2 separate regions of the Mus musculus genome follow, and region 1 is linked to region 2. Evidence: chromatin loops called from intact Hi-C (ENCODE). Cell type or tissue: gastrocnemius. All regions are shown on one strand. Each heading gives the region's core, and the rest is flanking DNA. Links, peaks and the distances in the headings are about the cores only.

Region 1 (15,349 bases), core at 3,963-11,962, 230 kb before region 2:
CTCCTCTCCTTCACTCCTAGGACCTGCCCTCCACCCTTGCAACCTCCCCTCAAAAACAATAACAAAAATCTTGTGGAAGCTGTAACAGTGTGGCCCCCAGTATACACTTTTGTGCATACTTACTTATTTACAGATAGATGTTCATTGCAATAATTTATTTGTCTGGTATGAGGCCTCTATCTTCTGCTAGACTATCAGTTCTGGATCCTCACTAGGACTCTCTCAGCTATCCTGCTGTTGTCCTGTGCCATGGAAAGAAATCATGTAGTTTTGGATCTGTAGGACTGGCTGGTCACTTCATGCATCCCCGCTATTCATCAATCAAGTCAGTGTTGGGCAGGGCCAATGCAAAGCCCCAGATCTGGGTCTGAACGATATCTGAGTTTCAGTCAGATGGCTCTACTACACTTGTTCCCTTGGGCTGGCTCATCAGCAACCCCAGCTACCAAGGCCAGCTCTACCCTGCTGCACATGTGAGACGATGTCTCCATGTGTTTTTTATCACCTGCTCACACACTCTTTTGGTAATGGTGTTAGTAAAAAATTTCAGGTATTCAACCAATAAAGCTATCAGCCTTGGTTACTTAGTGAGTCTAATCCTAACCTGGATATGCAAGATCTTGACTACAAAGACACATTCATGAGGACTAGGATTTCTGGCTCCAGAATAGCCATAGTTCTGTAGAGAGACCCTGTCTCAAAAAAACTAAACAAAAACCAAAACATTTTTTAAAAATTACAGTCACATGATTTTCTTCCCTTTTCTTCCTCTAACTTCTCATGTATCACACCTTCCTTTGTTCCCTCTTGACGTCATGGCCTCTTTTTATTTACTTCTTATTGGGGGTGGTATGTGCGCATGTACACCTGAGTCTCTTTAGTGTTATTTATGTGTATATGGTTTTAGGGCTAACCAGTTGGTGTTAGATAATGAACTTGGGAGTGCATCCCTCTTAGCATTTCCTTAGTTGCATATAGTGTTGTCTAGGTTTTGGGCCTCGTGAGGTTTTCCTTTCCATGTTAGCATGTCTATTAGTATTGTCCCTTGTTCAGGTCTTGGTTAGGCATCTATAATATTAAGGTATAGTTTACCTGTATTCCAGGTAAAATTTCCCCTCCCCTTTCTAAGAGATACAGTCTTAGCAGATTTTCTGTTCCTCTGCTCCATAAAATATTTCTGCTCCCTTGTCTGTGGGGTTCCCTAAGTCTTAGTTGCCTTCACTGTGTAGTAGACATGTGGATTAAGGATGATTATGACAGAGTCACTGTCCTCTGCATTTTGGTAGTTGTTATTTTCATCTGTTGTAAAGAGAAGCTTCTTTGATGAAAAATAATTAGTAATTGTACTGGTTTAATAAATGGTGTTAGTTTATCTCTAAGATTCATGATCTCCCTAGCCCGGGGTATTGTCTAGGTTTCTAATACCAGGCATGATTGTCCCTCCTGTTGCAGGATAACGATAATTAGAGAGATGTTAGTAACAACCAACATAGGAGTGAAACTAGTTACTGTGCCATGCTAGCTGTGGTTCCTAGGCACCCGCCACAGCTGGGTAGTGCTATTGGCTGCTCCCTTCCTCGGAAGTGTGTATAGCACTTTGTGGACTGTGAGAGCTTAGTCCTTAGGGAGAGGCTTCCCGCTGACTTCATCCTCATAGCTCTCTTGTTCTGGCATGCAGTAGCCCTTATTTATTTATCTGTGATGTACTCCAGTTTCCATATACCTCCTCCCAGTTATATACTCTCTACCTGGCTTTTTCATTCCTTTGATTTTCCTGTTTTATCTTTCATTACACCAGAACTCTGTAGCTTCCCTTGTTTAGGATTAAATAGTCTTTAAGTCAATTTTTGACCTCCCCAGAAAGATCATATTGATCCTTTGGAACTTAACCATTCCTTCTCATTGATAAAATGCCCTCCTAACATGCTTAAAATTCCAGATTTTATCTCTAGCATTACAAAAATATTAGTTCCTATTATGATAAGCCTTATATTAAACTCCCTTAAGTGCTAATAAACTGTTATATACATTTTTCATATATGAATATAGAAATAACACATAAGAAAATTTATAAAGTCAGGTGTGGTGGCTCACGCCTTTAATCCCAACAGTTGGGAGGTAGAGGCCAGATGGACCTCTAGTGGGTGGCCACCCTGGTCTACAAAGTGAGTTCGAGGACAGCCAGACTACATAGCGAAACCCTGTCTCAAACAAATAAACAAAAAGTTTAAAAAAGTTGAACAGTTTGTAATGTTATTAAATAATGTACCTTTTCATATTTATACAGAGCTCTCAATGAAATGTGGAAATGTCAGAACATGCTTCGAAGTCATGTGCGTGAACTATTGGACTTACACAAGCAGCCTACAGTAGGTTTATGATTTTTATTTAAAATCATAGATTGTAAATCAATGTTTAATTTTTTTGTGGTATAATGTAATTAAATTATCTCAAGGGGTTTTAATTTTTAATGTCAGTTAAGCTGTTTTCAGAGCTAAATTTCCTTTTTTGTTAGTTTCTTAAGCATTTCTTGTTTGTTTGATTGGTTGGTTTTGAGGTTTGTTTTTTTTTTTAGCTCAAACTGGTCTAGAAATCACTGTTACCCAGGTTAATAATCTGCGGCAAATTCCTTGACAGCCTTCCTTTCTCAGCATTGCTAGGTGAGATTTTAGTCATATACTAGTCACTTTCCTTACTATGGTGACAGAGTACTCGACAAGATCCAGAGAACTTACAGAAGGACGGTGTGTTTTGGCTCACAATATTAGGGACAGTCCACCACAGCAGAAAGGCATGGTGGCGAGAGTTTCAACAAGCTTGCTGGTCATGCAGCCTAGGCTGACTGACTTCTGCCTTTAAGCAGTGGGCCTACCTCAGCAGATGAATGACAGGCGCATGCTGCCACTCCTCACTATTGAGCTTTCAGTGCCATCCTGCTGCCATCAGCTTTGTCCTTATCCTAATGTTTACTTTCCACTGTTCTTTGCTAGTGTTCCCCCTCCCCTCAGACAAACACACATAGGCGGGTGGGGGTGGGGGTTAGCCATTTTCTAGTGTGATTATGGTGAGTCTATTTAAAGCTAAGGAACACATTGTACAATGTGAGTATATTATTAATTGAAATGACTAGTACTTTTTTTATGGTTTAAATTTCAGTCAGAAGCGAACTGTTCTGCCATGTTTGGGAAACTGATGACCATAGCAAGTGAGTATGCTTATTTACCCAGTGAGCATGTAATATCAAAACAGGCCTTTTCATTTTTATTTTATTTTAAGTGTATGAATGTTTTGTATGTATGTATGATGTAATTGTCTAGTTTCCTGGAACTGGAGTTACTTGCAGATGCTTGTAGGCCAACATGAGGTGCTAGGAAATCAAACCTGGATCCTTTCTAAGAGCAGCAAGAGCTCTTACCTGCTGAGCTATCTCTTGAGCCCACTCAAAACAGGTTATTAATTTAGCCAATGATAGAGTGGTAAAAGATAAATCGTTAATTTTGTTTATCAGTGCCATTCGTCAGATTTTCTCAGTGACTCAATCAGTATTTATTTACTTTTTAAATGTATTTTTTAGCCTTACTTTGCTTTTATTTTTACTTATGTGTAAGCATGTGTGTCTGTGTGGGCACATGTACCTGCAGTGCCTGGAGCTGTTGCTACAGGCAGTCGTGCACTCCCCAACAGAGGTACTGAGTCCCTTGTAGGAGTAGGAAGTATTCTTTACTGCTTAGCCGTCTTTCCAGCTCCTTGCCAGTGTCTTAAAGACAGTTATAATGTAGTTATCTTTTTTTGTCTAATATTTATTTTCTTCATTTCATAGAGAATTTGCCTGACCCTGGAAAAGCACAAGATTTTGTAAAGAAATTTAACCAGGTTCTTGGTGATGATGAGAAACTGAGGTCTCAGTTGGAATTATTAATCAGCCCAACCTGTTCATGCAAGCAGGCTGACGTTTGTGTGGTTAGTGAATCATGATTTTATATTTTCTCTAATAACTTTAGGAAATCTGTATTTTATTACAACTACTTTTTTTCTCTGACTTTAACTGTATGGTAGATGCTAAGATATTTAGAGTTCTATTTAGATGTAACTAATTTCTCATTTCCTAAACACTCTCTAGCCATATTCCAAGCGGGAAAGAAAAAAAAAATCAGATTTGAGCCAGAGAGACTGTCCCTAGGAAATAACCAAGATAAAACACTTTTTATTTAATGTGTGTTTCTTCACTTAAGAAATGGAAGGAATTCAAAATGTTTTGTATGCATGCTTTTCCTCCTTTCATCTCTGAGCATGGGAACAAAACCTGATAATAACTTAGTTGTAGTTATGTCATCACATGAGATTTCATTTGAAAGAAAGGAATTCCTAGGTAGATTTCTGTTTTCTTGCACTTATTATTATTTTATGGGAAGCCAGGATCATAACAGAAACTCAGGGAGAAAAACATATTTTGTTTCTGTCTTCAGCATTTATGCTATTATGAAGTTGTGACACATTATACCAAAGAATCAGGCTTAAATATGAATTAAAAAATCAACATTTTGGTTATTTACTTTTTACCCTTGTTCTGAAAAGGATTGATGATTTAAATATGTAACAGGGGATTAAAGATTATAATAGATGTTCTTACAAAATGGTCTGGGAACATGTTAGTCTTAAAGTTAAACTCAGGTGTTTGTAATTAAAATATCCTGGAATGAATTCAGTGAGCAAGAAATGTATGCAATCAATGCTGCTGGTTTTATGAATCAGAAAGTTGGACCTAAATACTATATTTGTAATGAAAAAGAGCATGATAGTTAGGCATGGTAGTTCTTGTCTGCAATCTCAGACTTTAGGAGACCAGGGCAAGAAAATCACCATGACTTCGTGACCAGTCTGCAATCAGTATCGCGATCCTGTTTGTTTGCTTGTCTGCTGTTAATAAATAAATAAGACAGCCAATCAAATAGCTTGGTAGATAAAGATACTTCCTATGAAGTCAAAAGAGTTTGATCCTGTACCCATGTGGTAGAGGGAGAAAACAGAATCCTTTAAATTAGATAGATTTAATTTAAGAGGTTGCTACTAGTTCCTGTTTTTCTCACCTTCCTATTAATTATTAGCACAGTATAACTTGTATATATTATTTAAATTACCTATGTTCTTTTATATAAAATTTAATTACAAGACCCTGTAAATTGGGGTGGGGGTGGAGTCATACATTGTGCTTATGTAGGGTTGAAAAAAAAAGTGTTAGAGGCCAGCATCTAAATGAAACAGCATCATTGTGTCACAATTGGCTACTGCATCTCTAGTTTCTGGAAATGAACATTTCTGAATAAAATAGAAGAGAGCTATTTTTAGTGGCAAGCTCCCACCTGAGTTCAAAACTAAAACCTACAATGGAAGGAGAGAACTGGATACTTACTGGTGGTTGTTCTCTACATATAAGTCATGGAAAGCGTGCACCCACAAAAAAGACACATACTAGTAATAATAAATAAAATTTAAAAAAAATAGAAGGTAAATATATGTAGTCTGACTTGTCACCTGGAAATCTGAGATTTGGACTACCACGGTTGAAGATGTACTATCACGGTTACATCACCTGGAAGGTCTAAAAAAAATGAGAGAGTTCTTGCAAGAATGCCATTCTTTGTCAAGGGTAGTTGGTATATAATACTGTCATCTTGAATTTAAATACAGACAATTAAACCACTGAGCCATCTCTCTAGCCTCACATTTTTCTTTTATAGAGATAAATAGATCTAATACTGTTCTCTGAATTGTGGGCATTACGCTCATGTGGACAAACATGCTTTTCAGGGAAATTAACTGAAATAAAATGCAATATCCTAGTAAATTATAAAATAATAAAACCATTTATCCATACTTATAAATAAAAATTTTTCAATAAAGCATTATGTTATTAAAGTAAATAAAAATTCTATAGCAGAAGCGTAAGGCAATAAGTAGAAGTCACCTATCTGTCCCTTTTCTGTTTTCTGCTGTCTGGATTTTACAGTGAGTGCTTGCTATAATCAGTGCCTAAAGCAGACATTGTTTTCACTTTTTCTGGGTTTTCAGTTTTTCAGTGAATCCTCTTTCTTTAGTTAATCTAATTGTGAAAAATACTAAGGTTTAAAACTAAACAGTAAACCTTTTTCTTTTATAGAGGGAAATAGCTCGGAAACTTGCAAATCCTAAGCAGCCAACCAACCCTTTTCTAGAGATGGTCAAATTTCTTTTGGAAAGAATTGCTCCTGTGCACATCGATTCAGAAGCCATAAGGTAAGGTAGGAAGTGCATGGAAAGTGCATGGGGGTGAGCTTAGGTGCTGGGCCCATAGAGATCTGGAAACCATCTCTTTAAAGCTCTCTTTATAGCAGCGTGTACCTGCCGTTCTAATAGAAGGCTAGGCATTGCATTATTATTTAAGGTTTTATTTTTTATTTATTTTTTTAAAGAGTACCTGCATTTGGATTTATTCTGTATATGCTAATTTGAAAAATCCGCACATAGCACTCACTAATTCTTAATTCACATAGATGCTGATTTGGACCTAATTCAGTACGTAGCACCTACCTGGAAGCATTAGCCACGTCACCTGTGTGAGTCATTATTGTGGTTCTGTGAGAAGGCATGTTCTTCTAGTGTTCAAGGGTCACCCTAATAGGATAATGTTGGCTGGCAAGTTAGAAAATACAATTTCTTTTTAGTTGTAGAAACTAAAACTTTCAGTACCAAGATATTAACATTTTTTTCTGAAGTCATTCTCTTTGTCTTCTAGACAGCTACCATCTTCTCACTGTGTTTGCACATGATCATTCCCTTGCATGCCCAGGATCAATCTGTTTCCTACTCTTCTTAAGAAAATAGTGCTCAACCAAGACTAGGCTCCTCCATCCATGTGACTTCACCTTACATAATCATTCCTTACTGCCCAATCTCCAGATAGAGTCAAGTTCTGAGACACTGGTAGCTGGAATCTATGAACTATTGAGCAATGGGACAGCTTATACATGAGCTCTACTATTTTTAAGATTTCGAGATCCAGTTTTCTACTTTGCAAATTAAAACAAAAAGAAAACTAAAAAATGTTGGGTCACAACATGTTTGTTTATAGTTAGTTTCAAAATCGTGGCCATATTATTTCTTGTCAGTATCCTTTGGTATGTGCCTTTTACTTTCTGCCTCCCCTACCTTTTGTGCAGCTGTGTGTATGTGCAGTCATGAGAGTGCGCGCGCGCACACACACACACACACACACACACGCTGAGGATTGAAATCAGAACCTTTCGAATGCTAAATGCATGTTCTTATCAATCAGTTCACCCCTACATCTCTAGCATCACATTTATTGGGTTAAAGATACAGTGTAGTAGAAATAGGAACTCTTGAGTGTGCATATTAACTTTAGAAGGAATGTGCTGTAACAGCATGATGTCTCACAGGGGTTCATCCTGTCAGCAAATTACTATTGTTTGATTCCCAGTGTTCAGACTCTGCTGAAATCTCATCATGAGTTATTTGATCTCAAAGAAGAACATCTTGGTTAATATTTCTACCCGAGTGTAATTTTGTAAGAATGTCAGTGTTTATTAATTTTTATGAGAAAAACATATATGTTGTATATCTTTAGTCCCAACATGTTTAAAGTAGAGGCAAATGGATATTTTAGTTTATGGCCATCCTGATCTACATAGTGATATGCAGGCCAACCTGGGATACGTGGGGAAATCCTATTTCACAAGAAGTAAAAGCCATATTCTTTATATTTATCCAGATAGTTACAAACTACTATATTATTATAAATAAAGGTTTTTTTTTAACTTAGTGGCTTTGTGGAAAGTACATTGTGTACTTAGTAAAGAATAAGTTATATAACTTGAACTGTGTGTGGGTGTATTGTTATAGAAGACTTCAAAAATAAGTTATGTATCTGATGAGTGTTAAAAGGAAGTAGAAATTACTGGGGTTAGCTGAGTGAGGACTACTGGGGATAACGTCCAGGTTCCTAGCCTCGAATCTGGGTTGCTTAGGGACTGTGAGCTTCAGTATACCACTCTCTAAAATTACAGTAATGATAATTATCACATATTAAAATTATTGAAATTTATATGTATGTAAATATCCATATTAAATAATACATAAAACATATAATCTAACACAATTTACCATGTGTCATATATATAACATGCTGATTGATATTTATAGTTGTTTTAGGTGGAAATAGCAAACAAAGAAAAGGGACAAAGAGATTAAGAAATACTTAGACAGGCCAGAGTTATAACTCTGTGGGGGGGGTGGGGGGGCGGAGGCATATACTTCAAAATAGTGCTAAGGTTCTTATTATTTACTTAGGTGTTTTGAGGCAGAGTCTCACTATATGTCTATGAGTGACCTAGAACTTCCTTATATATAGACCTGGCTGGTCCTGAGCTTGTTAGCCTCCTGGCTCTGACTCCTGGGTGTTGGGGATATAGGCTCAGACCACCCATCATGAAGATTTTATAATCAAGATTTTAAGAGAAAACATTGGTGGCAGACATGTTTTTGTTTTTGTTTTTACACTCCTTTAATCTCAGAACCAAAAAAACAGAGCCTGGTAGATCTCTGTTACTTTAGGGCTAACCTGATCTACATGATGAGTTCCAGGATAGTTGGGGCTTATTTACACCCTGTTTCAGAAAATATACAAAAGAAAAGATTATCACAAAATTATGTGATCATTGTGATAATGGTTGAAACTCAGGAATGAACTAAATTAGAGTGGACAGAGGTAAGGAGAAAGAACTGAATACTGAGGCTACAATGATGACATGAATTATGAAAAGTATTTTTTTAACAAGGAATGGCAACACTTAGAAAATTATGAATGAATTATATAAGGTGTGAAGTTTAGCGTAGCATGATGGCTGAGCACATAAAAGTACATGCCTCCAACCCTATCTGTAATTGGAGTGGGATTCCCAGAATCCACATGGCTGAAGAAGAGAACTGGGTCCTCTTTCCTCGTGCTGATGAAGATGATATGGTCTTCCTCCCTTCCTTCCTGAGATGGCTTCTCTGAATAGGCATGTCTGTCCTGGCACTCACTATGTAGACTCTCCGGGCTGGCCTCTAACTCACAGAGATCTGCCTCTTTCTCCTGTGGTTAAAGGTCAGCACTATCATACCAGGTTTTGAGCATGTATTGTCCTTGCAGGGGACACATGTTCAGTTCCTAGTACTCATATTAGGCAGCTGATAATTAATCATCTGTATCTCTTTCTCTAGGACATTTAATGCCATCTTCTGCCCTTTGTAGGCACCACATATGCACACAAAAAATAAAAAGCAAATCTTTAAAGAAAATGAGAAAAGAAACTAAATGGTGGAGGCCTCACGGGATACCTGGAAGTTAAATAAATGCTAACAGCTAGCTCAGGAAAGAAGGGGAGAGTGCCATGGCCCGTGCAGTTTCTCTCTGATACTTTAGAGAGGTGACTCTAGGGCTTTGTTGATGACAAAGACTCGGGACTTGCTCCCCCGCACGACCATCACCATGCTACACAAAAACAAACGGTAGAATTTGCGCACAGAAGACTGTAGAGCCCTGGTCCCCCTCAGCTACACTGACATTTGAGAAATCAGAGGTATAAATATTTTTTCATAATTCTAGTTGCTTTAGGAGATAGGTTGGAATGTGAGACAATAAACACAGACTCCTTTAAGTAAAAGAAGATGAAGTTATCTTGAACCAAGTGACATCAGTGCTAGGAACCAAACCTTGATTGTCTGCAGGTGTGGTAGTTAGTATGTGGTACCACTCACTGAGCCACCTCCACACCCTAATGATTTTATTTTATTTTTTGCAGTTCATGCTGGCTTCTTGAACTTGTATTTTTCTTCCTTCATCTTCCCAACTGCTAATATTCAATTGTCTATTACACAATTCAGGTTCATTCTGTTTTGTTTTGTTTTGTTTTTTAAATATCCTTTATGGTAACAAATGTCTGTGGTCCAGCTCTTAACACATAGTCATTATTATCCTCTGCTACACATTGAGTGTAAAGCCAGCCAGGCTATGTAAGACCGTCTCAGCAACAAGTTTCTTGATTTTCACAAGTATATGTTAAACCCTCCTCAGATTGATGATCAGTAAGAGTTAATTAAAAGAGAGTCTAGAGGCTGGAGAGATGGTTCAGTGGTTAAGAGCACCGTCTGCTCTTCCAGAGGTCCTGAGTTCAATTCCCAGCAACCATATGATGGCTCACAACCATCTGTAATGAGATCTGATGCCCTCTTCTGGTGTGCCTGAAGACAGTGTACTTACATACATAAAATAAATAAATCTTAAAAAATCTTATTAAAATCTTTAAAAAAAAGAGAGAGTCTAGACAATATACAGAGAGACTCTTTCCTCTAAACAAGTCATGATAATTTGATTGAAGCAATAATGTCAACAAAGGAGAAAAAATTTCTCACCCTGCCTTTCACACCCACATACTTGTCTCACTCTGTTTTTTGAGACAGTATCTTGCTGTATCTAGCTGTCTTGGTATTGCTATGTATCCACACTGGCCTTGAACTCATGACAGTCCTTCCACTTTAGCCTTAATTTTATCAGAATTACAGGTGAGCACCACCACACCCAGTTGTGTGGCATCGAGGATCAAACCCAGAGTTTGACAAGCTAGGCAGCCCTTCTGCCTACAAACTACACTCCCAGTCTCATATCTGTTTTTGTTTTAAATGCTATGCCTTTAGCCAGAGGAGGTAAGTAGAGCCCTGTAATTGTAGTCCTGTGCAGTCCTCCCACCCTGACTGAGTTAGGCAGATCTGACTCCTCAGGGAGTCAGCTGAGGGTACAGCTGAGGCCTTGTCTGAGAAACAAACCATCTGATCTGTTAGGTAGTTGGATCTTATTGATCATGTAATGTTCTGTGGTATTAAATAATTGACAGTACACAGTTTCCAATTGCATGTTTGTAAATATGCTTTTTTTTGATAATTGGTTCTGTTAGTAATTTCTTAGTATGGAATTACTGATTCTATAAATTTCCTAGTGTAATTAATGCTACTTTCCCTGCATATGTTCACTGCTATGTGTTTGCATTACACTTACTCATTGTGAGTATGCACATGCATGTGTTCCGCATACTTTGAGGTCAATGAATAATGTTAGGAATCCTTGCCTCCTATCATGTGGGTTCCAGGACTCACATGCAGTGCATCAAGATTGACAGCAAGCACTTTTACCCACTGAGTCATCTTACTTGGCTTCTACTCTGTGAATTTTGTTCTGAATGGCCATTTGCCCAATCTTCAACTATTTTTATATTGTTTTTATTAAAATATATTACAATCACTTTATATGTGAAAAGTTTCTATGTGTAAATATTGGAAGAACTAATATTAATATTACAGTATATTATTTAACTGGCTTATTTATCAGTCAGATTCTTATTACTATAACACATTAAGTTTTTTGGAAAGGGTAACATAACCGTAAGCTCTCCTATGGTGTTGTCCACACTGATCCTCAGGCTACAGACGTTGTCTTTGACCATAGTCTTTTTACACTCTCTGTTTATCATATTATAGTTGGGATACATTACACTAGTTTCAGTAGTCTTACTAACCTGCGTTTCCTCACTTACTAGTGCACTGGTAAAACTGATGAATAAGTCAATCGAAGGGACGGCCGATGATGAAGAGGAGGGTGTCAGTCCAGACTCAGCCATCCGCTCAGGACTTGAGCTTCTTAAGGTATTTCTTCTTGGTAATTTTATCTCCATTAACTTCCAAAAATAAATAAGGGCGTTCCCTTTAGGGTGTACATGAGGGGGATTATTTTAAGTTAGATTATTCAAAAGATTAGTTTTTTTGGTTTATCTTTTTTTTGTTTGGTTGGTTTGGTTTGTTTTGGTTTTGTTTTTTTGAGACAGGGTTTCTCTGTATAGTCCTGGCTGTTCTGGAACTCACTTTATAGACCAGGCTGGCCTCGAACTCAGAAATCCGCCTGCCTCTGCCTCCCGAGTGCTGGGATTAAAGGCGTGCACCACCACGCCCGGCACGTGTTGTTTTTTTAAAAACAAGAATCTCATTCTATAGCCTAGACTGGCATGAAAGTCTCATCTATCCATCTGCCTCGTAGCCTGCCACATACTGTGATTACAGATGCCTGGTAACATGTTTGTAAACTATCTTGGGAAAGAGACTGGAACGTACCCCTCAGGATTCTTGTTAAAGTCTCTGAGTAAAAGTAACTGTAGTTGGGGCTAAATGATGTAATTTATATTCCAAGTGTTACAGCTAGCGTTTGCACACCAGAAGTTTACATTCTATTTATTGAAAGAAAACTCTTTTTTAAATAGAATAGAGCTGTTGTCTGTATTCCTAAAGGTGTATCTATTCCTCCAGGTTCTGTCTTTCACACATCCTACCTCGTTCCACTCTGCAGAGACATATGAGTCCTTGTTACAGTGCCTAAGAATGGAGGATGACAAGGTAGCAGAAGCTGCAATACAAATTTTTAGAAACACAGGCCACAAAATAGAAACTGACCTTCCCCAGATACGGTCGTGAGTATTTTTTTTTTACATGGTTAATGTAAAGGTTTCTGTGTGGGGGAGTGATGATTTCTCTGTCTCCTGCCCCATCCTATCACAGGTAGGATAGATGCAGTCGGACCAACTGTAGAGATGCAAGGGACTTGAAAGTCTAGTAATCAAAAGCCATCACAGAATAGTATGGTTCATGTATCTTTCTAATTTTTGTAGGCTATAAATGAAGTAGCGACCAACTTCCTGTCCCAACCAAATATATATATATATGAATTAAATGGTAGTGTTCATAAAATATTAATTAGTTGCTTTGTAATTAACAGTGATCATAAGAGTAAAATACAGTTTCATAGTTTCATTTAACATTTTGGGATTATACTTGTGGTAAGGATGGGAAACGTGAAAGAACACATTGATATGTCCATTGCATCATATGTTCATTGGTAACATAAACATGAAAAATTCATGGTAAACCTAATAGGAACAATATTTGTCTCATAATGTAATAAAAATAGAACAAATGGACTTGTGTAGGTTTTATTAAATGGAATTTATGTGGAACAAAGGGATTATCCAGTTAGTCTCTGTCTTCAAGGAACTTTGTGGTCTAAAAATTTAATTGTTTATATAGCAATACATACAAATCAAAAAGATTATTAGGGCCAGGCTTGGTGGAACAGGTCAGAAACCAGGCAAGAATGACTTTGTCTCAAAATTGTTTTTACAAGGACCTGGGCAGTAAGTATTTAGCTCAGTGAGAGAATACTTGCTTGGCACACATGAGGCCTTTGTTCAAACCCCTGTGCACATAAAAGGAAAAAAGATTATTAACATGTAGGATCAAGTTTGACGTTTTCTTCTAGCTTTGGAATAGTTTACATTTTAAGGCAAGAGTCCTATTTTTAAAAGAATGCTTTATCAAAATAAGCATTAGAAAAAATAGATATACGTGGAATGGCTAACTTTAGAATCAAAGATGGAAACCTTAATAGTTGAGGATAAAAGAAATAATCAGAAATGCAAAAACACTGAAGACCTCAATAACAACCCCAATGGTGCCTCTTAATTACAGCACTCTAGAAAACACAAACAAAGCAGAGGAAAAGTTCATTTGTTTTTATATTATTTCAGGCTTACTTAAAAAATACTACATATACCTACATCTTGATTGAAATTGTATCTTGGGCTGGAGAGGTGGCTCAGCAACTGAAAGCACACACTGCTATATGATTACAGAGGACACTAGTGCTCAGAATAACTTTAATTCCAGCTTCAGGGAGTCTGACACTTGACCATCACAGGCCTGACTAGTTAGACCTGGACTAGTTAGACCCTGATTATAATTGTTTATGTTTATCCTGAAAAGTTGAAACCAAGGGTTTCATGTGGCTCCATGCTGGTGGTGACATTGTGTGCGTAAGGGCCTGACTTTTGGAGGTGGGATATATGTGTGAGCCTAGGAAAATAAAAGGAAGAGAGCTGTTACTGTTGTTTTGTGAATGCTTTCCGTCTTGATACATGTACATATTTTGTCGTTAATATGAATATATTTCCTTCAAATACATCTTTTCTATATGGCCAGCGCTTATTGCTTTAAGATACTTGTTTTCAGATTGTTCTAGAGATGTATGCACTTTTAGTTTATCTTTCATGTTAACGTAGTGATTAAATGCATTTATTTTATCTTTTTTTTTTAAACTTTGAAAATCCAGCCTCACCTTCTCTTATTCATATGGTCTTTGGCAGTTGTAGTTCATTCTTTTGTTTTTGCTTTCTTTGCTTTGCTATATATAATATTTCTTTTCAGGTGTTAATATTCATTAGTCAAATTAATCCAATTTTAAAAATACCTAGGATGGTAACTACACATGTTCTAGATGATTACTGGAAACCTTTCTATTCCTGTGTACCTACCATCACAAGTATCATTTCAGCTGTTTAATAACACTTGACCTCCTGCTACTTTTTTCCTTGGCTACTTTGAAATATGGAAGGGAATTCTAAAAGGGAACTGAAAAATTAGGAGTGTGTTCTTAGTATGTAAATGTGATTATATGCCCTAGGGCAAGTCATAGATTATTAAGGGTGGTTTATTTGTTATTTTTTTATATTCATATTTTAGTTTTAAAATGAAAAATTGTTCCCTATTGTATGTCTTGGTTTGTGAGACAGAGAAGGAACTTTAAATCTTTCTAGCAATCAAATAATTTCTAAGAAAGCCTTCACCACCAGTACATATCTAAGTAGAGTAAATGAGGATAAGAAGAGACTTAGGGATTTGTATACTTAAGAAAAACACAACTATATTATTATTTTTACAGAACCTTGATCCCCATTTTACATCAGAAAGCCAAGCGGGGCACTCCACACCAAGCAAAGCAGGCTGTTCACTGCATCCATGCCATCTTCTCAAACAAGGAGGTCCAGCTGGCACAGATTTTTGAGGTATACATGGAATATGTTTCCATTGGCTTGTCAGGCTCTGTGCTTTGGAATAGTTAGAGTCTACATTTCAAGGCTGTTTGTATGTCTTCTTACACTGTTAGTCCTGTGTTTCATATGAGAGTACTCTCCTTAGCTTTAGTCTTGCCTACGCTAGCTTATCCTCACAGCTGAACTGCCCTTGCTTAAGTACCTACAACTATACCTGAAGACTGCTCTTCTCGTCCATTCTCTGTCTATGATCTCTGGACAGACTCTGCTTCTTGAAAAGCATTCCTATTGTTACAAATTGGAGATATATTTCCACAAACTCTTATTTTTACAATTCAAGGTTGTTTAAGCTGTCTTCTCAGCATTAAAGAAAAAGAAAAAAA
Region 2 (14,498 bases), core at 1-8,000:
CGGCCCCTCTAACCTGTGACCAAGATGCACACATGTGCATGCAGGCAAAACTCTCACATGTGAAAAGGAGGAAAAAGGTTACATGTAGCTTTAATGAAACCTGTATTGGGAAGCAGTTAGTATGCACTTAAAGAACTGATTACCTAAAAAATTGTCGCATGATTTATAAAACACTTTTTCTATGTCTTTTCATCTTGATACAGCCCAGGCTGGGTTTGAACTCACCATGTAGCTGCAAGAAATTTCTGCTATCTGAATTTTATTACTTAAAATCTGAATATAAGTTGCCGGTGTTGTGTAAGCTTTGCCACAGGATTTATTTAGTTTCTGGGTCTTACCTGAAAATATTGTCAGCTTATTTTGTTCCCTCAGGTTTTGGTGGAAGCTGCTTCCAAAAAGATGTTCTGAATTTGGTTTATCTCTGTGAGGCTCTGAATCTGCCCGAAGTAGCTCGTTACTGGCAGCAGGTATATATCTTTGTAGTTAGTAACTTCTCATTACTAATTAAACTTCTCATTACTAATTAACTCTAATTAAACATGGCGCCCTTGGTGAAATGGCCTTACATTTACTTATTACAGGTTTATCTAATGAGGTTCTGTTTTCAAGTAATCTTTTTTTTCCTAGTCAGCTGTGATGGGCATTTTTGATACACCAATACTTCTTATTTTTTTAGCCAAATTTGCTCCCAGAATAAGCCAGGAAGTAAAATTATATTATCCTTTATGTTTGGGTGCATGTGAGACTGTCTCATGTAAAAGGCTGGCCTTGAACTTAGTATGTAGCTGAGAATGCCCTTGAACACCTATTCCCTCTGCCTCCTCCCCAGTGCTAAACTAGGTATGCCCCATCATAAGAGACAGGGTCTCACTGCGTAGTTCAGGCTACCCTGGAACTTGGTGTGAACCATGCTTTTCTACGAAACTAAAGAACCAGCACTGTAATATTTTCAAGTAGTTCGCATCTATGGATACTTTCAGTTTCTTAATCTAAAGCAGGAGCCCCGCCCAGCTTGTCAGTGCTTTTTATTCTGAGTACTGAGTACTGAGTGCTTTTTATTCTGAGTACTCTTTGGAGCACCTCGTATGCAGAGTAGCATTTAGTCCTCATCACTAACAGTGTCCCCCAGTTTTAGATGAGAGGAGACTCTGAGAAATGACATAATTTGCCTAAGGTACCTGCCAGGCTATGCACCTTTTCCAAATGGGTTTCTCTGAGTTTCAGACATCAGCAATGGCTATGAGCAAGTCTGTAGAGATGGCTCGCTTCTTATGTATTTCAGTAGCCTAGCAGGTGGCTTTAGCTTGCTATTCATTATGCAAATGAGCAGATGAAGTCCAGATTTCCCTTTTCAAGCTCCGGAGACTTGAGATGGTCCCTGGGAGTTTCTGTAAACGCTTCTTTCCCCTGTGTCGACTTCATCTGCAACTCAGCCTCGGTGTCAGGGGCTCTCAGACTCTCTCACCCTCAGGATGTTTGGGTGAAAGCTTGTCCGGTGCTTGTGGTGTCACGGTTTGTGCAGAAGTAGCGTCCCCTCTGTTCTTGGCCATTTTCTTCTCAGAGTGAGCTTTGGCGAGCGATGAGTTGAGTACATGAGGGGCTAAGGAGCTGCCTGTGGGGTGCCTTCTGTAGGCTGGCCTTGTGGCTGATCTCAGATGCCTTCAGAATGCAAGCCCATCTTCTCATCCACCCCAGCTTCACCCACAGCAGATCAAGTAAAAGAAAGTGAACATTTCAAGAAGGCTCTAAGGAAAGGAATTGGTGTGTTTTATTATTATCTTATTTATTTGTTCATTTTGTTTTTTTGAAAGACAGGGTTTCTCTGTATACCCATAGCTGTCCTGTAACTTGCTCTCTGGTTCAGGCTAGTTTAGAACTCAGAATTCTGTCTGCCTTTCAAATGCTAGGATTAAAGGTGTATGCCACCATATCTGGCAATTGGTGGATTTCTAATTTTTAGATTTAAATCTAAATAACAGTGTTAGGTAAACTTTGTCATTAATATGTAAGCTGTATATTTGTATCGTAGAATTTGTTATAAAACCACATGTATGTCCTAGACTACACTTTTATGAGCCAATATTGTAAATTATACATCTATTTTCAGGTCATAGACATGAATGACTACCAGAGGAGGAGGTTTGCATCACGGATCATAGATAGCCTGTTTAATACAGTGACCGATAAGAAGATAGCTATCTTGGGGTTTGCATTCAAAAAGGATACTGGTGATACCAGGTACCTGTTTTTTAAAACATTTAGAAAAATATGTGTGTGTGCTTGTGTGTGTGTGGGGGGGGTTGTTTGTTAATTTTTCTGATACTTACCAAATACAGTATTAATCTTGGGAGGTAGAGGTAGAGACAAGCAGATCTCTGTGAGCTGGAGTCCAGCCTGGTCTACATAGCCAGTTCCAGGCCAGCCAGGATGGCGTGGTGAGGAGTGTTTGTGCGTGAGTGCACAGGGTGTGGCAGTCAGAGAACAAGGCGGAGTGGGGACCCCCCTTCCATAGTGGGGTCCACTTTGTCCTGCTAATTATCTCACTGGCTCACTTGAAAACATGTCAGGGCCAGAAGTGCATAAAAGCACTTGCTTCTAAGCCTTCATGGGATTCAACACACACATACACACACACACACACACACACACACACAAAAATACATGTAAAAAAAAAAAACCCATAAAAACCCTCTGAAGGTATGGAAACTTTCATCTTATCCTTGTATTTCAGTTAGCATAAATGAATGGAAGCACATATATGTATACGTGTTTTCTATAGTATTTTATTCTCCATCATATAAAGATGCCAGGCGTGGGCTGTCAGTATGGTGTCATAATAAGCAGAAGAGGACCTGTGTGTCTCCTTTTTCTCTCTGTGAGCCCTAGTGTGTGTGTGTGTGTGTGTGCGCGCGCGTGCGCGTGCGTGTGCGTGTGTGTGCGTGTGTGTGGCATGACAATAAAAAAGCATCTGTATCCTCTCCAATTAAGCTTAACCAGAACTTACCCATCTCTTAAATTCCCTGTTATTAGAATATGCCCTTTCAAACAATACTGATTTGTTTGTCCTTCAGAGAATCCTCCAGTATCTACATTAGCAAGTACCTGATGGACGAGGGTGCACACCTCCACATATATGATCCAAAAGTACCCAGGGAACAAATAGTGGTGGACCTTTCTCATCCGGGTGTCTCAGCGGATGACCAAGGTAGGGTTGACTCTCCCACAAAGCCTTTGGGTGAAACCCACACAGCTGGCTTGTCTTTGAATGAACCCTTTATTTAGTAGTTGTTTTGCTGTCACTTCTTGCCAGGGCTTTGCCTTGTTTCTCTAAAATTAACTCTTAGCTACTGTGTTCTCAGCTTTGAGCTGACATCATCAGCTGTGCTTTAATCTGGTAGGTTTTGCAGGAGCCAGGGATACAGCTGAGTGGTATCCACAAAGCCCCAGACATCCCAGGAAATACTTGTGAAGAAAGTGTGGGGTTGCTCCTGGCTCCCACTTCCCATTCATTCACTGTCAGACACTCCTTCTACAGTGTTAAAACACGTAACTTCCCGTGCCTCGTTTGTGTCTCATCTCTCTTGGTCGTTGCTGTTTTTATAGTGTCCAGACTGGTGACCATTTCCAAGGACCCATACGAAGCGTGTGATGGCGCCCATGCCCTCGTTATCTGCACTGAGTGGGACATGTTTAAGGTGATGTAGAGGCATTCCAGTGCAAACACAAGTTGGGTCTGTGTCTACATGTGTGTCCTAATTATTCACTGGTACATCTACACAGGAACTGGATTACGAACGGATTCATAAAAAAATGCTGAAGCCAGCCTTTATCTTTGATGGTCGGCGTGTCCTGGATGGGCTCCACAGTGAGCTACAGACCATTGGCTTCCAGGTAATCAGGATTCTAAGCCGGCTGTTTTGCTTGTTTGGTTTGGTCTGGTTATCATTATTTTGTTTTAGTTATTATTGTGTGTGTATATGCATGACTTTGGGTGGGGCATATGTGGAGGTCAGAGGACAACTTTGTAGAGTCAGTTCGCCCACCCCTTCCTTCTCCTGTCACAGGGCTTCGGGCTTGGGCAGAAGTACCTTTACCCTCTGAGCCACCTCAGTGCCCACCCAGACGATCTGTGAACCCATTGATGGGTTTCAAAGCGTCACATTTTCTAAGTTAGCAGTAGGACAGTAAGATAACCAGGACAAGAGGCCTGTTCTCTGCAAAGTCTGGGTTGTTCGTTTGTAACCTAAGGTTGGTGTCCTTTACTTGGCAGTAGAAGGGTATCAGGTGCCTATCATACGGAAACAGTGTGTGCCCTATCGTAAAGGTGAAGAAGACCCACTGTGGTTCCATGGTGCACTCTTGTTATGCACAGCTGAGCTTTACCCCAGTGAAGCCTGGGTGAGGGGTGGGGTTTGACTGTGGGTGGCCTCTGAGGAACTGCTTCACCTGGAACAACACTGTCATCCTCCTGTGAGAATAGCTACCATCCACCTCGCCGGGTACCCAGGCTCGTGGCCGGCCTGGTGTTGCTCCCGTACCTTTCAGACACTCAGCCCTGCCTGTGCCGTGAGAAGTCTGAGGGAACAATGTGGGCCTTAGGAGCCCTGTCTGCATTCGCATTCATTCATGTGGAGCTGGGGAGCTGGCAGAACAGGCCCAGAGCAGAGCATCTGTGTGTCACCGGTCTTTGCTGCACCAGGGCTCTGCAAGTACTAGCGAGTTGTTACTTGCAGCCTCCTGCAGCCGTGTGGACGGCGGAGAGGCTCCTGGCAGAGTAATTTAGGGAAGACGAAGAACAGTTGGTGGAGGAGGGCCGCCGCCGCCAGCATGGCGCCAAACTGAGCTTCAGCACGGCCTTAGCACTGGCTTAGCGGCAGCGCCAGGAAGGCCTTATCTGCTCACCACAAAGACTGGTCTGCTTTCTTTAACCTCTCACTCACTCGCTAGAGGGCCTTTTCTCTGCCGTTTGTTTGTGAGATACGAGGTCTCAGCAGAGTCAGCTGGCAACTCTGTTAACTCCTTGGAAACTCCCCCATCTTACTCTCCTTAGCGAGCAAGTGAGCAGCAGGGCTGCTTTTCCCTGGTTTTGATTTAAACTTTGGAGTGTTGTTTTTTAAATGTTATTTCCAAGACAAATATAGAAAGATAAATATTTTTAAAAGTTTTAGCTGGGTGCATACCTTTAATCCCAGGTCTTGGGAGACAGAGACAGTTGGATCCCTGAGTTTCAGGCCAGCCTGGTCTATCTATGTAGTGAGTTCCAGGACAGCTACAGAAAACCTGTCACAACAACTAACTAACTAACTAACTAACTAACTAACTAACTCAATGCCTGGAGAAATGGCTCTGCTCTTGCACAGGACCCTTCCAGCACCCACATGGTGAGTCACAGACATCTCTAACTCCAGTTCTAGGTAATTAGGGGTCCTCTTCTTGTCTCCAAGGATACCAGCCACATACACAGTGTACATATATATATGCACATATAGGCATATAAAAATGAATGATCCTGGGGCTGGAGAGATGGCTCAGCGGTTAAGAGCACTGACTGCTCTTCCAGAGGTCCTGAGTTCAATTCCCAGCAACCACATGGTGGCTCACAACCATCTGTAATGGGATTAGATGCCCTCTTCTAGTGTGTCTGAGGACAGCAACAGTGTATTCACATACATGAAATAAACAAATAAATATAAAAAAAAAAAAAAGAATGATCCTGAGTTCTTTGAAAACTTAACTCCCCAGTAAGATTTTTTTTTTAATTGAATTCAGCTGGGTTTGGTAGCGCCCTTCTCCACTTGTGCACTTGGGAGGCAGAAGCAGGGTGACCAGGAGTGCAAGGTCACCTCTGCTGCATAGGTAGCTCCAGGCCTGCCTCAAAGATAAAATAGGAAATGGGAGCCCTAACTCAGGGAGAGTATGTAAGTCACTCGGTAAGAAAATAGACTACTGTAAATAAAGCAGGCATCCCTTGTAGTGTGAGTCAGATGAAAGAATTAACTTTTAATTCAAACGAGATATAGAAATAGAATAGTATGTTTATCTCTACTAGAGAAAAGATAAATTTACACTGGTAAGGGGTGGTGTGGACTGGAGAGGTGGCTCGGACTTTAAGAGTACTCACTGCTCTTCAGGAGGCCCTGATTTCAGTTCCTAGTATGTGCACATATAGGCAAACCCTCGTATGTATGTATGTATGTATGTATGATCTACATAGTGAGTTCCAGGACAGCTAGAGAAAACCTGTTACCAAAAAAAAAAAAAAAGATAAGGCAGCTCACAACTGTCTGAGCCCCTCTGGTGTACGGACGTACATGCCAACTACCCGGATACATAAAAGGTGAGGTGCTTGTGTCTTTTTTAACTTGATAATTGCAGGTGCTGGTGCACCCTGTAACTCTAGCACTTGGGAGGCAGAAGCAAGAGGTCCTGTGAGTTAGAGGCCAGCACTCAGCAAGACTGTCTCTGTAAACCCCAACAAAGTCAACCAGCAAAGTGGGCTGGCACTTGATTCTAGAAACATCAAAAGATAAAGAGCCAAAGACCTCTCAGCAGCTCAGAGGACTTGAGTTTCTCATCTTCTCCATCTCTGCAGTATAGAGAGCTCTTACATACATGTGCTGTGATTAATAGTTCTATTTTTTTCTCTCTTCAGATTGAAACAATTGGCAAAAAGGTGTCTTCCAAGAGAATTCCGTACACTCCTGGTGAGATTCCGAAGTTTAGTCTTCAGGACCCACCTAACAAGAAACCCAAAGTCTAGACATTGCCCTCTTACCTGGGATAACGTGGTACTTCAGGGTAGCCAGTGTCTGTCTGATACTAAATGGTAAATGAACTACATGTTTTTAAGGAAACAAAAATATTTTTGTAATCATCAAATTTATACTAGCTATATGGGTATTAGCATATCCAGTAATTATGAGTCTAGAGTAATTTTTACATATTTTTATATTATTGTCCTCTCAGTTACTGAATGAATGGAAAACAATCATGTTGTTTTAAATGTCAGTTTTTGTAAAATAAAAATGAAACCTAGACATTTTCAGCATTACAAATTGTCTACAGACTGCACTTTAATAATACAAGGGAAAGGCAGTCTCGTTCTCATATGTGTTGTCTGCTTATCATTCAATGGGACTTTGAAGCCATGAAATCACTGTGCTAGTATGGGCTGGTTAAAGTTCGCTGGCCTTTTGTTTTAATGGGATTATGTCATTAGAGGTTTTAATTGTTTTTTTGTTTTTCCCAAGAGCTCACTCTGCATTTCCTTCCCTGCCTAACTTGAACAGTGCTCTCTTTTTTTAAAAAAATATAACCTGAGAAGAAAAATCAACAGTATGGTCTATTTCATTTTGTTTCTTAGCTTCTGTAGCTGCTTGTTACATTTGCATCTGTGAGTCAAGAAATGTTTGTTATCTTTGATTTTTTATTTCTATTACAATTAAATTGTTTTTCCTTTAAGCAAACAAATAAAATCCCATGTGTAGACTGGAAAGATTCTTCAATTTACGTATGTTTTATGTTCATATATTTTTTTGAAGGGGATGTAAGGTGTGTACATGTGCAGAGGTCAGAGGTCACCACCACTTAAGAGTGCTGACCTCTCTCCTCCCATGTGGGTCCTGGACTTCAAACTCAGGTGGGCAGCTTTGCAGCAAGCACCTTCACCCACCCAGCCATCTCAGCACTTTTCAAAACATTTATTCCATCTATCTATCTTTTTTTCTGTGTGTGTTTAGGTCAGAAGAAACTCTGGGGTATCTATCTGTTATGTCATCCCACAGTGTGAGTCCTGGGGGCTGAACCATGGCAAGGCTTAGTGGTGGGCACCCTCATCCCCCGAGCCACCTAGGTAGCCCAGTATACGTTTAAAGAACGTCTGTGTGCCTCCCCATTTGCATTAAACATTTTGTATGTGTACTTATTTTTAAGTGTATGAGTGTTTCCCTATCTATGGCATCAGACTCCTTGGAACTGAAGTTACTGATGGCTGTAAACCATTGTGTGAGCGCTGAGAACCAAACCCTGGTCCTCTGCAAGAGCAGTCAGTGGCTTTAATGGCCAAGACGTATCTACAAACCTCTATTTTCTGTCTCTTGATGAATCCTTCGCAGTGGCTATTTCCATTTCATGCTGTGTGCACTAAGGATACACAAGCCTTGTTACACAGATACATGTCTCATCCTTTAGAAACTGTGTGAGTAAGGAAGAATAGAAATTGAAGTGCCCCTGGGCCTGGAGTTATAAGCAGCTGTATAAGCTACGATGTGGGTGCTGGGATCAGAAACAAAACAAGTGCTATTAACCACCCAGTCACCTCTCCAGCCCCTATAGTCACATCTTATTTTTGTTTTATTTTATTTTTTTGGTTTTTTGGGACAAGGTTTCTCTGTGTAGCCCTGGTTGTCCTGGAACTCACTCTGTAGACCAGGCTGGCCTCGAATTCAGAAATCCGCCTGCTTCTGCCTCCCACATAGTTACATTTTAAATGCTTATAGAATTTCCTACACAACAGTCTCACTTTTGTCTCCTGGCCTACAAAACATAAAAACGATTGGCTATTTGGCCCCTCAGAAAAGCTTTGCAAACATCAGAACTCATCTTGGTTTAAGGATTAACCCTTATTTGTAAGACTCCTGAGCATAAATTTAAGGATTAGAATTTGCTCTGTATATGCCTGTCAATAGGATTATAAACCCAAAGACATCTTACTAAAGCAGTTAAGATTAGCCACTCCTACACCGGTTAACAGTGCCACACACCTTTAATCCCTGTAAAGTGAGTTCCAGGTCAGCCAGGTCTACACAGAGAAACCCTGTCTCAAGAAAATAAAAAATTAGGCACTCCTTTTTAATTGCAGGACACAGCTGTACCTAGAGTGGAAAAATAAATAATTGTGGAATACAGTTATGGTTCAAAAGGTAGAAAAAATGCAAATGGAAGAAAATGGACCAAAGACAAAGCCTAGGAAATTTGCTATTTATGGTGGGGAAGAAATATGTGACTCAACATTTAAATGGGTACAGCGATTTGAGATCTTTTGGTCCTCTATTGTGTGAATTAAAGACCATGTTTGTTTTTTGGGACCAATAGGTGGCCAAGTGGGTAAAAAAGATGCTTGCCACCAAGTCTGCCCTGAGTTGGGTTCCTGGGAACCACATGGTAGAAGGAGAACCAGCTACAAGTTTCTTGTGACTTCCACTCTCCCTGTAAGGCACACGAGAGCTCGAGTTGTGTGTGTGTGTGTCACACAGTTACTCTACACACAAAAAAACTTTTTTTAGATGTAAAAGAAAATGGTTTTTGAAATGAAAAGAGACAGTGCTAAGAGCCAAGTACAAGGTTTAGTCCTTGCTACACAAGCCTGCATTTGATCCCTGAAGCCCATGCAAAGGTGGAAGAAGAGACCCGATTCCGTGGCGATGTCCTCTGACCTCCACTGCACTCTATGGTATGTGCTCCTCTGGACACACATCCTAGAGATACAAGTGAAGTGACAGACTTGGAGATGGTAGCAGGAGGGTCAGGAGTTTAAGGATAGCCTTGACTACATAACGAGACAAGCCTGGGCTATGAGATCCTGTTTCAAACAAACAAACAAATAAACAAATGGGGCTAGAGAGATGCCCCAGTGGTTAAGTGCACTTGCTGCTGTTCTTCCTAAGGCTCCCCCTACACACACACGAACACAGATATATACTTAGTAATAAATCAATATGCTGGTCCTAGTGGTACAGGCGTAAATGTCAGTGTTGGGTGTCCAAGATGAGAGGATCCAAAGTACAAGGCTTGCCGCAACTCGAGAGAAGGAGTTGAAGACTGATGGTTTCTAATGGCTTCCTTGAACCACTAAGTCATCTCTGACACGCACTTGCTGTTTGGCGGTGTAAATGCCCACGATTAATAGAACCTGTTTGAAGAGATGTTCTTCCTTGCTGCTGAGAACACTCTAATATCAGAAGTAGAATGTTATTAAGAGTCCACTGGCACAGAGAGGCAGAGTGATATGGACAGCCATGACCTGAGAAAGTTCTTTCTAAAATAATAAAACTCAATTTATCTTCTGACTCAGAATCCTGTCTTTGTTTACTCTGCGTCTTACAAAGGAAACTTTATGTGGCTATATTGTAAAGTAGGTAGTGTGGATAACGGATTCCATGTAAATCATAAATCAGTACTTAGGATAAAGGTTAGGGAGCCAGGGATGCGGCTTGCTTGGACCAGTGCTTCTGCCCTACACGGGCACCCACACACAAGTAATTATGTAAGATAACACACATACAAATAATTTTAAAAAGTAGATCTTATTTTAAAATTTAGCAACAACAAAAAGAGGCAGGAGGCAGAGTGGAGTGGCTTTCTCCCTGTAATGTGAGGCAGAGCAGGCAGATGCCAGGAGTTCCAGGACAGCCCTGACTACAGAACTGAGTTCTGTGATAACCTTTGCTACACTGTGAGACCCTGTCTCATAGCCCACACAACAGACAGGAAAATAAAGGCTGGGTTTGGTCTGGAGTTCAGGAGGAACATGAGGAACAGAAGATTGCTTGAGGCAGGTAAGGAAGGTGACTTTGGGTGACTTTGCTGCACAGTCTAGACTGGCCTGGAATACTGTGATCTTCTCCATTGCCTCCAAGTACTGGTGTGAGAGTGTACTCCTTGCCAGCTAGTGTTGCAGGCCTGTGATCACAGCACTTAGGGACAGAGCCAGGACATCAGGGGTCATCCTCTACCACACAGCCAGTCTGAGTAGCCTGGGCTGCATGAGACCCTGTCTCAACAAACAACAAAAAGTCCACATCCAGTTTGGAAGGACAGATAATAAAGGGCTTTGACCCAGGCTGGCCTTCAACTCACTGCAATCTTCCACACAACTGCTGAGGTTCAAAGTGTGTACCATCATGTCTTATCCTGTGCACACAGGTATGTTCTTTTTGTAAGGAACCCACTATAATTAAGAGTAGCAAGAGGTACCAGTAGGGGCTGTGTAATTCAATAAAACAAGAGTAGGAAGGAGCCAGCAGTGGCCCAGAGGCTTTACGACATTTGTGGACAGCAGAGTGCATGGGTATGTAATGACTACAAGAGGAAGTGTCCATAAGGACCACAAAGGCTCGACCCTAGCGGGAGGGTAAGGGTCACAATACCCTGGGTATCACACACTTACAACTCATGAACAGTAGCAAAATCACGGTAATGAAGTAGCAACAAAGCTAATTTGATGGCTGGGGTCACCATACTTTAGGAACCGTATTAAAGGGCCTCAGCGTGAGAAAGGCTGAGAGCCACTGCTCTAGAGCATGGGTCACACAAAGGCCACACCCTTAAAGAAGACCGCCTCCCCTCCTCAGCTACTGACATTATTGGGAGCTCGTGAGCCTTCCCAACTCCACACTGGGGCTGACTTACAAAGATTATTATGTGTCACGGAGTCCATATGTGTGTGTGCGCATGTGTTCCTCTAACACACTAACACACACACACACACACACATACACACACGCAAATAAAAATAAATCTTTTTAAGAAAAGAAATTTCACATGGGTTACTGTAATTTATAAGATCTTCTAAATGTTCATAGACTTGAATTACAATGGCAACAGCAAGCCGTTCCAAGCTGTTCTGTGATCAAGTCATCACTGACAAGGATGAGGACAAAGGCCAGCAAGAAGTCCATGAATTATCACTAAATGTGTGTCGTTTACAGGGTTATAGGCTTCTTTTCTTTCTTCTTTTCTCTTTTTCTTTTCCTTTTTTTTTTCCTGGGTGGAATTACAGGTATACACCATTCCGCTTCGATCAGCCATCAGACCCTTCAGAACGGTGCTGCCTTGCACTCACAGGAATCCTGACAGGGTGACACCATCCTCACACCAACTGGAAGCAAAATCGCAACACTCCTGTGATCTTGAAGGGCTTGGCTACACTTTAGAAGCTTTTGTTTTTCTTCTAGCCACTAGATTTTTCAGGAAAAATTCACCTATTTAGGAAAAATAAAAATGCATGAATATCACCCTAAAGCCAGCCACAAGCTGCTGTTTCAGAATCCCGCCCTCACACAGAACACAGGCACTTCCCTCATCTCAGATTTCAAAGGCTGTAGTACTTCTATCTATGTCTAAGTACTCCTTATCTTTGGCATTTCCCCAGTGATTTTGGTTTAATTTCTTGTTTTTTGAGATTGTAATGTATTACCACATCTCCCCTGCCCTTTCTCGCTCTGTAACAGCACAGGCCTGCTCAGGGACCATAGGGATTGTTTCATCTCTACACTCTCAGCTATTATTCCTTCCAGTACCCAAATGTTCTGCAAGACGGCCCACTGAGCCCGTGGGTCTGGTTCTGCGTGCTTGCCTCACTGTGGTGAAGGCTGACTATTCCTCTTCACTGACATGAGAGCAGTTCCACCATCTTTAGCCTGGAGCTGATGCTTAGAAAGCGGCCCTCCCTGCAGCGGAGCGCTCATCTGATGGAATCTCTTACTCCCTCGCCCTCCAGGGAAACAAGCTCTGCTTCCCTGATGAGCTTTTGTTGCCTGTGCTGGAGCCTGAGCTCCTGTGCTGAGGCGTACACGCCCTTCCAGCCCATTAGGCTCCATTCAGTGCAGCTTCAGATGAGCGCAGGCTTCCCGCAGCAGAGTGGCCCCACAGGCTTCATTTCATGAGGAGTTGGATCAGCTCCTCTGTCACCTTACAAATACAATCAGAGCGCCACCATCATCCGATATGATTACCGAAGATCCTGAGCATCTAGTCTGTACTGCTCAGTCCTTCGCCTAAATCTGGTGGACACAGAACAAAGGTCACCAGACTGGAGCCCACCATCTGGGCCCCAATGCTCTTTACACCAACATTCTCTCTCTTAGTAGTGACTTTAAAAGCACTAAAAGATCATAATTCATTTCCTTATAAATGTTGGAAATTTCCTTTTAAATATCACGTTATGCCGTACATGCCTGTCCACACCTTTAATCCCAGACCTTGGAGGTAGGCACAGGCAGGCACAAGCAGGCAGATCTCTGTGAGTTTGAGGCCAGTCTGACCTAAATGATGAGTTCCAGGTCAGCAAAGACTATACAGTGAGACTGTGTCTCTAAACAAATAAACAAAGAAATTAAAAACCACCCACCACAAAAAAGAAAAGACAAAAAACAAAATAAATACTACTCTAGGTACCCATTTCTAGAAGCTAATACTGGTTCTAGCCTATGTATGTATGTATGTATGTATGTATGTATGTATGTGTATGTATGTATGTATGTATATGTATGCATGTATATATATATGCATGTATTTTATGTATATATTATATGTATGTATGTATTGTATGTATTCCAACCTGCCAGCCATTCTGCTTAACTCTTACTTCTAATTCACAGCCTGTTAGTCAATGCTGAACCAAATTCTTGTAATTTTTATTAATTTTCAGAATCTTAGGGCTGGCAAGATGGCTCAGTGGGTAAGAGCACTGATTGCTCTCCCGAAGGTCCTGAATTCAAATCCCAGCAACCACATAGTGGCTCACAACCACCTGTAATGAGATCTAATGCCTTCTTCTGGCACGTCTGAAGACAGCTACAGTGTACTTATGTATAGTAATAAATAAATCTTTGGGCCAGAGTGAGCAGAGACTGAGAGAGTGGAGACCGGAGTGAGCAGGGTTGACCAGATCAAGCAGAGGTCCTAAAAATTCAATTCCCAACAACCACATGAAGGCTCACAACCATCTGTTCAGCTACAGTGTACTCACATACATAAAATAAATAAATAAATAAATAAATCTTTTTTAAAAAAAAGAATCTCAGACATGAATACATATTTTGATCATATTCTTCTCTACTCTGCCCCCTAACTCCTCCCATACACTCCAACTTCATGCTTTCTTTTATTACTATTTAAGAAATAGCATAGAGTTCAAATTATTGGCTTTTATAACTAGGATAAACTGTTCGTGAGAATATCTTAAATTTATTTTCTTATCGTGTTTTTGGGTTTTTTTTTGGTTTTTGTTTGTTTTTCTTTAAAACAAGAGTCTCCTGGAGCCCACGCTGGCCTTGAGGACGACCTGACCTCCCCCTCCCACCTGCTAGGACACTCGAGCACAACCGCCATGCCCTGCTCTCAGATTCCCTCCCTGACAGGCACACTGAGTATCATGAACAACAAAAAAGGTTCTTTTTTTTTTTTTTTTTTTTATTCTAACTTGTATCTGTGATTCAGATCTCAGTGCACACAGAAATCCCTTAGATGACCATTAATAAATTAACATATTTTGTACATATCCTAAACACCTAGTTTACCAATCCCAATGGATGACCCTAGTTAACGAACGGGAGGAACAGCTTCCTCTTCATCCTCCCAAATGCTGGCCCCGCAGCCTGACTACCCGGCTTCTTTCCTACTCTCTTCCTGTGCTGCTGAGAACTGAACCTGGCGCCTAAAGCATGCTTGGATGAGCTCTATCACTGAAGTACATTCCTAGCTCCAAATGAGTTTTT

The links. A loop is a pair of places that touch in the nucleus more often than their neighbours do. Peaks named below come from ENCODE experiments on the same cell type or tissue, not always from the same donor. Only the 100,000 strongest peaks of a DNase experiment are listed, where the experiment ranks them.
Region 1: it touches region 2 in a loop (2.7-fold over the local background); 4 of 42 quality-filtered maps call a loop at or near these places.

What each region holds. Positions count from the first base shown.
Region 1 is chr5:65,634,944-65,650,292 of GRCm38, reverse strand. It overlaps Pds5a (PDS5 cohesin associated factor A), which reads left to right. Exons shown (of 33, transcript NM_001081321.3): 14 at 2,288-2,369; 15 at 3,157-3,205; 16 at 3,821-3,960; 17 at 6,158-6,273; 18 at 11,631-11,736; 19 at 12,391-12,551; 20 at 14,855-14,978. Among named protein-coding and RNA genes, the nearest start is that of Pds5a, 56 kb to the left of the region's middle. In gastrocnemius, for the core only: no CTCF peak of the experiment used is centred there; no DNase peak of the experiment used is centred there.
Region 2 is chr5:65,406,218-65,420,715 of GRCm38, reverse strand. Ugdh (UDP-glucose dehydrogenase) reads left to right here. Exons shown (of 12, transcript NM_009466.2): 7 at 373-467; 8 at 2,108-2,238; 9 at 3,072-3,205; 10 at 3,604-3,695; 11 at 3,781-3,891; 12 at 6,653-7,495. The coding sequence ends at 6,760. Lias (lipoic acid synthetase) reads right to left here. Exons shown (of 11, transcript NM_024471.5): 11 at 10,293-11,981. The coding sequence ends at 11,923. Among named protein-coding and RNA genes, the nearest start is that of Lias, 22 kb to the right of the region's middle. RefSeq lists an enhancer at 4,144-5,741. In gastrocnemius, for the core only: no CTCF peak of the experiment used is centred there; a DNase peak (open chromatin) is centred at 4,828.